2 separate regions of the Homo sapiens genome follow, and region 2 is linked to region 1. A link is a loop called in an ENCODE intact Hi-C map of the cell type or tissue named here. Cell type or tissue: PC-9. All regions are shown on one strand. Links, peaks and the distances in the headings refer to the core of each region. The heading gives the core; the rest is flanking DNA.

Region 1 (4,406 bases), core at 95-4,094:
CTGGGGAAGAACCTGTTTCTCTAGCTCATTCCAATTGTTTGCAGAATTTATTTGTATGACTGTGGGCCTGTTAAGCTGTCCTTTTGTTGCTATACCTAAGACTGGGTAATTTATAAAGAAAAGAGGTTTAACTGGCTTACAGTTCTGCAGGCTGTGCAAGAAGCATGGTGCTGTCATCTGCTTCTGGTGAGGGCCTCAGGAAGCTCCCAATTATGGTGGAAGGTGAAGAGGGAGCAGGTATATCACATGGAGGTAGCAGGAGCAAGAGTGAGAGTGGTGGGGGGTGCCACACACTTTTTAATAACCAGATCTTACAAGAACTCACTATCACAAGAACAGCAACAAGCTATGAGGGATCTGTCCCATGACCCACACACCTCCCACCAGGTCCCACCTCCAACATTGGCAATTACATTTTAACATGAGATTTGGGGGAACAAATATCCAAACTGTATCAGAGGGCTCCAACTTTTTACTAACTATCAACAGGAGGCCACTCTCAATTCCTAGAGGCTTCTAACAGTTCTTGGAGGCCACCTGCCACTCCTTGCCACATGGGCTTATACAGTATAGCTTTTTACTTCATCAATAATTTATAGAATTATAAAGAGAAATAAATCAATCTATCATCACAGTAGAATATTGGATCTGGTATTTGAATTTACCCTACTTATGAGAAATTAGCCAACTACTGTTTCATGGATGCTGACTGAAAATACAAGGCTCTTGGGTCAGAAAAAAAGGAATTATTTTTCATGGCAAGCAGCATAAGCATTAGCATACTTCTATCAGTTCTCTTTGCCCCCAAGTCTCATGAGGGAAACAGGATGGGCTCAGATGGGTGCATAATGTATCTCAGAAATTCAGACTGGGGAAGCCACTGCTTTTATTACAAGCAGTAGGTGAGTACGCAGCTTTTCTGGAGGCTGGGGGATGGCACTTTTTCTCTCAATGCTATCAGTGACATTAACAACCCCCAAAAATGGCCCAGGTAAAAGAAGGATCAGAGCTTTGCAGTATTGGCACACCCAGCAAAATACATAGGAATGCAAGAGGTCCAAGGAGAACTGTATCTCACAAAAGATATTTTTAGCACCACCTTCTCAGAAATTTATAGAAAAAACTACACAAAATATCAGTAAACACACAGAAGATCTGAAAAATATTATAAAATTTGAACGAACTGATATTTACAATACAAAATATTAAGTATAGCACTCATGGTATGTTTACTAAGAGCATTTGCAGGGCAGTTAAGCAAATCACAATATATTTAAAAGAAATTAAATTATGCAAGGTATATTCTCTGAGCGGAGTAAAATCAAGTTAGAAATTTGCAACAATAAGGTATTTTACTAGTCAGGGTTCTCTAGAGGGACAGGACTAATAGAATAGATGTAGATATGAAGGGGAGTTTATTAAGGAGTATTGACTCACACAGACATAAAGTGAAGTCCCACAATAGGCCATCTGCAAGCTGAGGAGCAAGGAAGACAGTCTGAGTCCCAAAACCTCAAAAGTAGAAAAGCCAACAGTGCAGCCTTCAGTCTGTGGCCAAAGGCTCCAGAGCCCCTGGAAAACCACTGGTGTAAGTCCAAGATTCAAAAAGCTGAAGAACTTGGAGACTGATGTTCAAGGCATGAATCATCCAGTGAGGGAGAAAGATTGAGGCCAGAAGACTCAGCCAGTCTAGTTCTTCCACATTCCTCTGTCTGCTTTTATCTTAGCTGTGCTGGCAGCTGATTAGATGGTGCCCACCCAGATTGAGGGTGGGTCTGCCTCTCTCAGTCTAGTGACTCAAATGTTAATCCCCTTTGGCAACACCCTCACAGACACGCCTAGGAACAATATTTTGCATTCTTCAATCCAATGAAGTTGACACTCAATATTAGCCATCACAGATACCCAGGAAAACCTTGAACATTTGTAAAATAACAACTCACTGATAAATAATTCATGGGTCTTAGAAGACATTGCAATGAAAATTAGATAATATTTTTAACAGTGATATTGAAAATACAATATGTCAAACTTGGTGATACAGAGCTAAAGCAGTGTTTAGGGGGAAAATAATGGCTTTAAATATTTCTATGTGAGAAGAAGAAAGTTCCAAATCAATGATGCACCTTAAGAACCTAGAAACAGTAGAGCAAATTAAACCCATTATGCATAGAAAAAAAAAGAAAAATATAGAGTAGAAATCAATGAAATAGACCAGCAACCAAGAAAATTTTAGAATTAAAAAGTGGATTCTTTAAAAGGAACAATAAAATTGATAAGCCCCTACTAGACAGAACAAGAAAATACAGAAAGATAGAGAGTGTGGGTAATATCAAGAACAAGTGATGGATTATCATGGCATATCCTATGCATATTAAAAGAGTAACAGGAGAATGTTAACGATAACATTGTGCCAAAAATTTTAACTTCTTGAAATACAGTTTACCAAAACTGACACCAGATAAAACAGAAAATCTGTGATCTCAGTGCAGGCAAAATTTTCTTAGAAAAGACATACAAATATACAATAACACTTCAATAGAGTTTTTGAATAAAATGCAGACTTGGGAAGTAGATTCTTGGTACTATATTTGTTTTCTAACCATAGAGCTTTAAATACATGCATTAAGAAAACTCTAGAGAATATCACAGAAAGGTTATGATGATTAAACACACTATGGAAGGAAGCTTCTGATATGGTTCCCAATGATCCCCACCACTTACTATTTACCCCCTCATGCGATCTACTCTTCTTTAGGGTAGGCTACACCTAGTCACCTGCTTCAAACCAACAAATATGACAAAAGTGATGAGATATCACTTGTGTCTTCAGGTGTCTTCTCCCTTGCTCACACTCTTTCTGGCACTCTCTTGCCCACTTTCTCACTTGCTCTGATGAAGCTACGTGTCACGTTGTGATATTTTATAGAGAGGTACATATAGCAAGAAATTGCATGAGGCCTGTAGTCAATAACTTATGAAAAACTGGCACCTTAGTCCAACTATGCATAAGAAAGCATTATGTCAACAATCTCATAGGTGAGTGTATTAGTCAGGATTCCCTGGAGGGACAGAACTAATAGGATATATATATCCTATTAGTATCTATCTATATATATATCCTATGCTTTTATATATATATCCTATATCTATCTATATATATATCCCCTATATATATACATAAACTCCCATACATATATATATATATGTATATATGTATTAACTTACACAATCGCAAGTTTCCACAATAGGCTATCTGCAAGCTTGAAGAGCAAGGAGAGACAGTCTGAGTCTTAAAACGGAAATACTTAGAGTCTGATGTTTCAGGGCATGAAGCATCCAGCATGAGAGAAAGATGTAGGCTGGGAGGCTAGGCCAGTCTAATCTTTTCATATTTCTGCCAGCTTTAAATTCGCTGGCAGCTGATCAGATTGTGCCCACAGGATGAAGGGTGGGTCTGCCTTCCCCAGCCCACTGACTCAAATGTTAATCTCCTTTGGCAACGACCTCAGAGACACACCCTAGGTCAATACTTTGCATACTTTAATCCAATCAAGTTGACATTCAGTATTAACCATCACAAGTCCACCCCTTTCTCTTTCTTTTTTTTTTTTTTTTTTGAGATGGTGTCTTGCTCTTGTCACCCAGGTTGGAGTGCAAATGGTGCGATCTTGGCTCACTGCAACCTCCGCCTCCCTGGTTCAAGTAATTCTCCTGCCTCAGCCTCCTGAGTAGCTAGGATTACAGGTGCCAGCCACCACACCCAGCTAATTTTTGTATTTTTAGCAGAGGCAGGGTTTCCCCATGTTGGCAAGGCTGGTCTCGAACTCTTGACCTCAGGTGATTCTTCCGCCTCGGCTTCCCAAAATGCTGGGATTACAAGCATGAGCCACTGTGCCTGGGCAAGTCCACCCCTTTTCAACTTGAACCCATACACAACTCCTGAGATCACATATAATCTTCAAATAAAGACAATAATGTCATAATTATGCCTAACATAATACAACTGTCCTTTGTACAACCAGAAATGGACCAATCCCCAACCCAAATGCTATTACATAAAGTTAACAATATTTAAATGCTGATATGAAGTCAATAAATCTTATGTCACATGATAAAGGAAAAGAAAATAAAATGAAGATATTTTCTTAGTACAAGTGTATACATGGACAAACATATTTTTAACAAAAGAAGGTGGAAATACTCATGACAGTTACAGTCCTTGGTTCTGCCGCTGGTCACGTGGTCATCGTTGGTATTGATGACTACCTTCTTTTACTACCCATTCTGTATTCCCTTTGCCTTTAGCAAGCACCTCAGCAGATCACGTTTTTTTTTTTCCTGGTGGAGTGACCCAAACCTTCAATCCTCAGGGGTCTGGACCATTTGTAGTCCTTCCTCGATTG
Region 2 (4,406 bases), core at 173-4,172, 350 kb before region 1:
ATTATATATGTAAGGTTTTTAATGAAGAAAAATAAAATAAGGAATATTTAGAAATATAATTATATAGAGGTCAGGACTGTGAAAATTGCTTTTCTCACAATCACTATAACTTAGCTTTATCGCCTAAATTATATAGTAATAAAAATTGTTTTTATACTCCTAGAGTAACCAGTCTGTTCTTGGTAAGAGATTGCAATACATTTATCTAAATAGAAAATAGTTCTCTCTCCCAGTCACTTTTGAAACAGTATTTCCCTAGTATGTTTGAAGCCATGTGTGGAAGCATTTTAGATACTGTGAAATTAAAAAAAAACTGACAAAGTATTTTAGGAAAAACCCTTGATCCTATTTATTTATTGTAATAGCTGCTCTTCATTCAAACAAACATCAGTGAGTTATGGAAACGAATATAGAGCTGGAGTTAGGATACCCAAGTCTTAACCTGTTACAAAATGCGAGCACTTGGCAAGTTCTTTAACTCTCCTGAGCCTCAGTTTTCTCTTACGTGATGAGGATTGCTGCATAATATACATGAAAATGTCTTAGAAATGTAAACTTCAATTATTTTGTTTAGTATTTTATTTTTCACATACTATCTGAGCTCTTGTAAAAATAAAATTCTGAATGAAATACTGAACTAAGAATTCAGCCATTTAATGTTTACCTCTTCAGACTTCAACATCACTTAAACACATTGACTTCCTTTGTTGCTCCAGTTCATTAATGTACATGCTCTCATTAATTTTTCAAGAAATAAATAACATCTTTAGAAATCTATAACTTCATTTTCTTTTCACAATAGAAGATTAAAGAGAGACAGTTTTGTTGACAGATTACATCTTATATTCCACCAGCTAGAATCTAGCTGAATAATTTAAGTATATGAACTAGAAGAATATGTAACAATAATAAACTGACTTCCTTTTGATAGCTCTGAGTATGTGTTTGAATACACATAAAAACAAGCTGGATCCTTTAAAAGATGAAAGTAAAGTTCTGTTTATTAAATTTTGAAATATTTGCTAAACATAAATGGAATCCAGTTTTGAAAAAGGAAATATCAAAAAGATACCACAATGATCTATGCTGCAAACACACTTTCAGATAATCTATAGAATTTTGCTCTGTTCTTCATTAATGGATTTGCTATTGATCATCTGATTGCATTCCTTATTGATGTTTTCTAGGTATATTTTTATTGTGCTTTTAAATCTTTTTCATATAAACAAAATACATATTACTTAAAAACCTCTAGAAATAAAAATCTCTATTATTATGTCAATAACAGAGGATACCAAAAATGTAAGGGATAGCATTATTTGGTATTATGCTTATTCCTCTTTAATATTAACCAAATTTTAAATATGGCTTCTAAAAATTTTTACCATTTTTAGGGTCAGGAAACATTTAAAAAATAAAATATCTTCAAAACATTAGATGTATGGATTACTGTTTGGAACATCCAAATGCCCTTTCAGATTAGTGTGATATGATTTGTCTTGCAGCTGCTTCAAATTAAGAACAGGTGTAGAAAACAGATTATGCAAATACTCATATTAATGTAATTGTCAAATTGGTGTGTTTACCATTGTGCTTTTAAAGAGTAGACTGTACTTCTATTTTAAATGTAAATTAGCTTTATTCTTCAGAGCAGCTATTGGCTAATGAAACTTGGTTCTGCCTTAGAAATGAGTAATTTCTAATAGTAACACAGTTCTAAAATTTGACATTTTCTTTCCCAGTAAACTTATTTATATGTAAAAATGACAATTCTGTATTATTTTTAGTATGTGTATAATCATTATGATTTTTTGAAAATTTAAGTTGATTCTGGACTACTATTTTCTTTTATTGTGGTAGGTAGTGATTACAATGATAGCTTTTGATCTCCTAACATATTTTCTAATTTAGAACTCATATTAGCTTTTCATCTTTATAGATCTAAACTGTCAATAAATTAAGTTCTTTCCAGAAATTGCATTACATTTATTTTAATACTAATTTTTTTTCATAGCATCTAGTTACTTTCAATAGTATTTTAATGTTAAAAATGCTTAAATTCTAATTTTGGTGTTTTGCGTTTTACTACTAGTTCATCCACGTATCTGTATGATGATTTTGTGATTGCCTAATGTCAGGATTCAGACACGTGTATCTAAAAAAGGGCTTCCTCTTAGTCCCTGGCTAGTCTTCTAGGCTCTTTAATGACAAGTAGTATGAGTCATCATATCTACATGCGTGACTAGGGCCAGCGAAAAAGAAGACCAAGGAATCAACCAGAGAGGTTTCACAAGTCAGATGTTCCCATTACTTTTTTAATACTTTTTTCTCTAATAAAACAGAGATCCTGAAGCATTTATAATTTTAATTTGCTTTGGTAGCATATATTTAGTGCTTACTTTGTGTACCTGGTAATGTATTTATTTATGCTCTTTCATTTCACAGAATAGGCACCTGAGGCTTAGAAAGGTTAAATTACATTATCTACAGTCAAGTAGCTGGTAGTTTGAGCTGGAAGTGAATTCAAGTCAGTCTGATTCGAAACCATGTGCCTTTTACTCCTTTGTTACAGATAATATAGTGCCTCTTAGTTGCTGTTCAGGTTTTTCATTTTCATTTTTAGAAAATGAGATCAAAGTAATGACAAGGGGATGACAAGGTATTACATGTGAATATTATCTTTTCTTGAATGTCTTCATTTTATGAAACCCAGGTATATTGTTTTGTGGTTAAGATAGAGCAAAGGGGCTGGGCACAGTGGCTCATGCCTGTAATCTCAGCACTTTGGGAGACTGAGGCGGGCAGATCACCTGAGGTCAGGAGTTCGAGACCAGCCTGACCAACATGGTGAAACCCCGTCTCTACTAAAAATACAAAAATTAGCCAGGTGTGGTGTTACATGCCTGTCATCCCAGCTACACGGGAGGCTGAGGCAGGAGAGTCACTTGAACCCAGGAGGTGGAGGTTACAGTGAGCCAAGAATACACCACTGCACTCCAGCCTGGGCAACAGAGCAAGACTGTCTCAAAAACAAACAAACAAAAAAACAAACAAAAAGATAGAGAAAAGGAAGGGATGAAAGTTACATGGCTCCACCATGGAGGGGATCTCCATCATCACTACGAATAGAAGATTCTACAGGAATGACTCTGAATCTCTTTATTCCCTTGTCTTCTATACCTCCCTCATCTCTACCTGTCAGGAACCACTGCTGACATGGCAGTGGACTTGGTAATGAAATTAGATGTTTACTCAGCAATATATGAGATAACTTTTAATATGAAAGAAAAAGCAAATGGCAGTGATGGACTACTACTACTGGAGTTTTCTTGGCATCATGAGAATTTTCATGTCAAATGGTAAGAAGTTTTTTGCTGGAGTTTTAGTTTTTAAATCACTAGTCCTCTTCCTCCAGGTTTCTTCCCCCTACATCACATCAAAATGAGGAGGGGTAAGAGGCTTATAGGGACCAAATCATAATCAGAGATGCCAACAAGATAAGCTTCTGTATATGCTACATGCAGTCTCTATTCCTCATTTATCCTTATTGGCAAGAAAAGGAGCTGCCACTGAGACCAACACCAGATAAGCAGAAGCTGATCCAAGGGCTGCTGCTGCTTCCCCTGCAGGGATCAGAAAAGGAACTACCACATCCTCCAGTCCCTGCATACATTCCTAGGGGTGATCATAATCTGAATTGCTCCCCCCTAAGGAGTAAAGCATACAGTAAAAGAGATGCTGGTACTTTGTGAATTTGGAAAAAAATTATAATATGATAGTGTTTTTCTTTACATATAATAGATATTGCAGTGAATCTTCATGCTTCATTCATTGAATCAAGTTCTAATCCAAAAATACATTCCAATGGAAAAGACCACCAAAAAGTAATTAAAGGGTTTGCCTCATCCACAAACTCTGAGGACATCCATGGTCAGTTCTTCTATGAAAGCATAATACCCTATATAAGCACAGCATTTATTGATGCTGATAAGCTTTCTGATTAAGTTCACAACAAATGCACTTCAGAATTATTTTGAATAGTTTTTTCTAGTTTATTGCTTAAAAGTATATCTCTATAAGAATATCAGATACAGTGAGATTTCTATTAAGAAAAAATTAGTAACTTTAAAGATCTTTTGTATTGTTTTTTGAAAAAACTGTAAAACAAGCTAAATGCTATATAATACATCTACTCTGTTACTATGCTGTTTTATTCTGCCTACTATATTATTTTCCTTTTTTTAGTAATTTTATTTTTCATTTCTTGAAATTAATATGTAAAATACAGTTTTTACATTAAGCAAGAAAGACTTTTGCTTGAAAATTAATAAATCTCTACATTAAATTCTTGGGCTCAAACCCTGTTTTCATACATTGTTGGACAATGAGTCAAGGTGGAAAATCTA

Evidence for each region. A loop is a pair of places that touch in the nucleus more often than their neighbours do. Peaks named below come from ENCODE experiments on the same cell type or tissue, not always from the same donor. Only the 100,000 strongest peaks of a DNase experiment are listed, where the experiment ranks them.
Region 2: it touches region 1 in a loop (2.8-fold over the local background); 2 of 110 quality-filtered maps call a loop at or near these places.

The regions. Positions count from the first base shown.
Region 1 is chr7:114,900,300-114,904,705 of GRCh38, forward strand. No RefSeq gene overlaps it. Among named protein-coding and RNA genes, the nearest start is that of MDFIC, 20 kb to the right of the region's middle. In PC-9, for the core only: no CTCF peak of the experiment used is centred there; a DNase peak (open chromatin) is centred at 1,722; H3K4me3 peaks cover 461 bases; H3K27ac peaks cover 1,149 bases.
Region 2 is chr7:114,552,769-114,557,174 of GRCh38, forward strand. All of the region lies in intron 3 of FOXP2 (forkhead box P2), which reads left to right. Among named protein-coding and RNA genes, the nearest start is that of MIR3666, 98 kb to the right of the region's middle. In PC-9, for the core only: no CTCF peak of the experiment used is centred there; no DNase peak of the experiment used is centred there.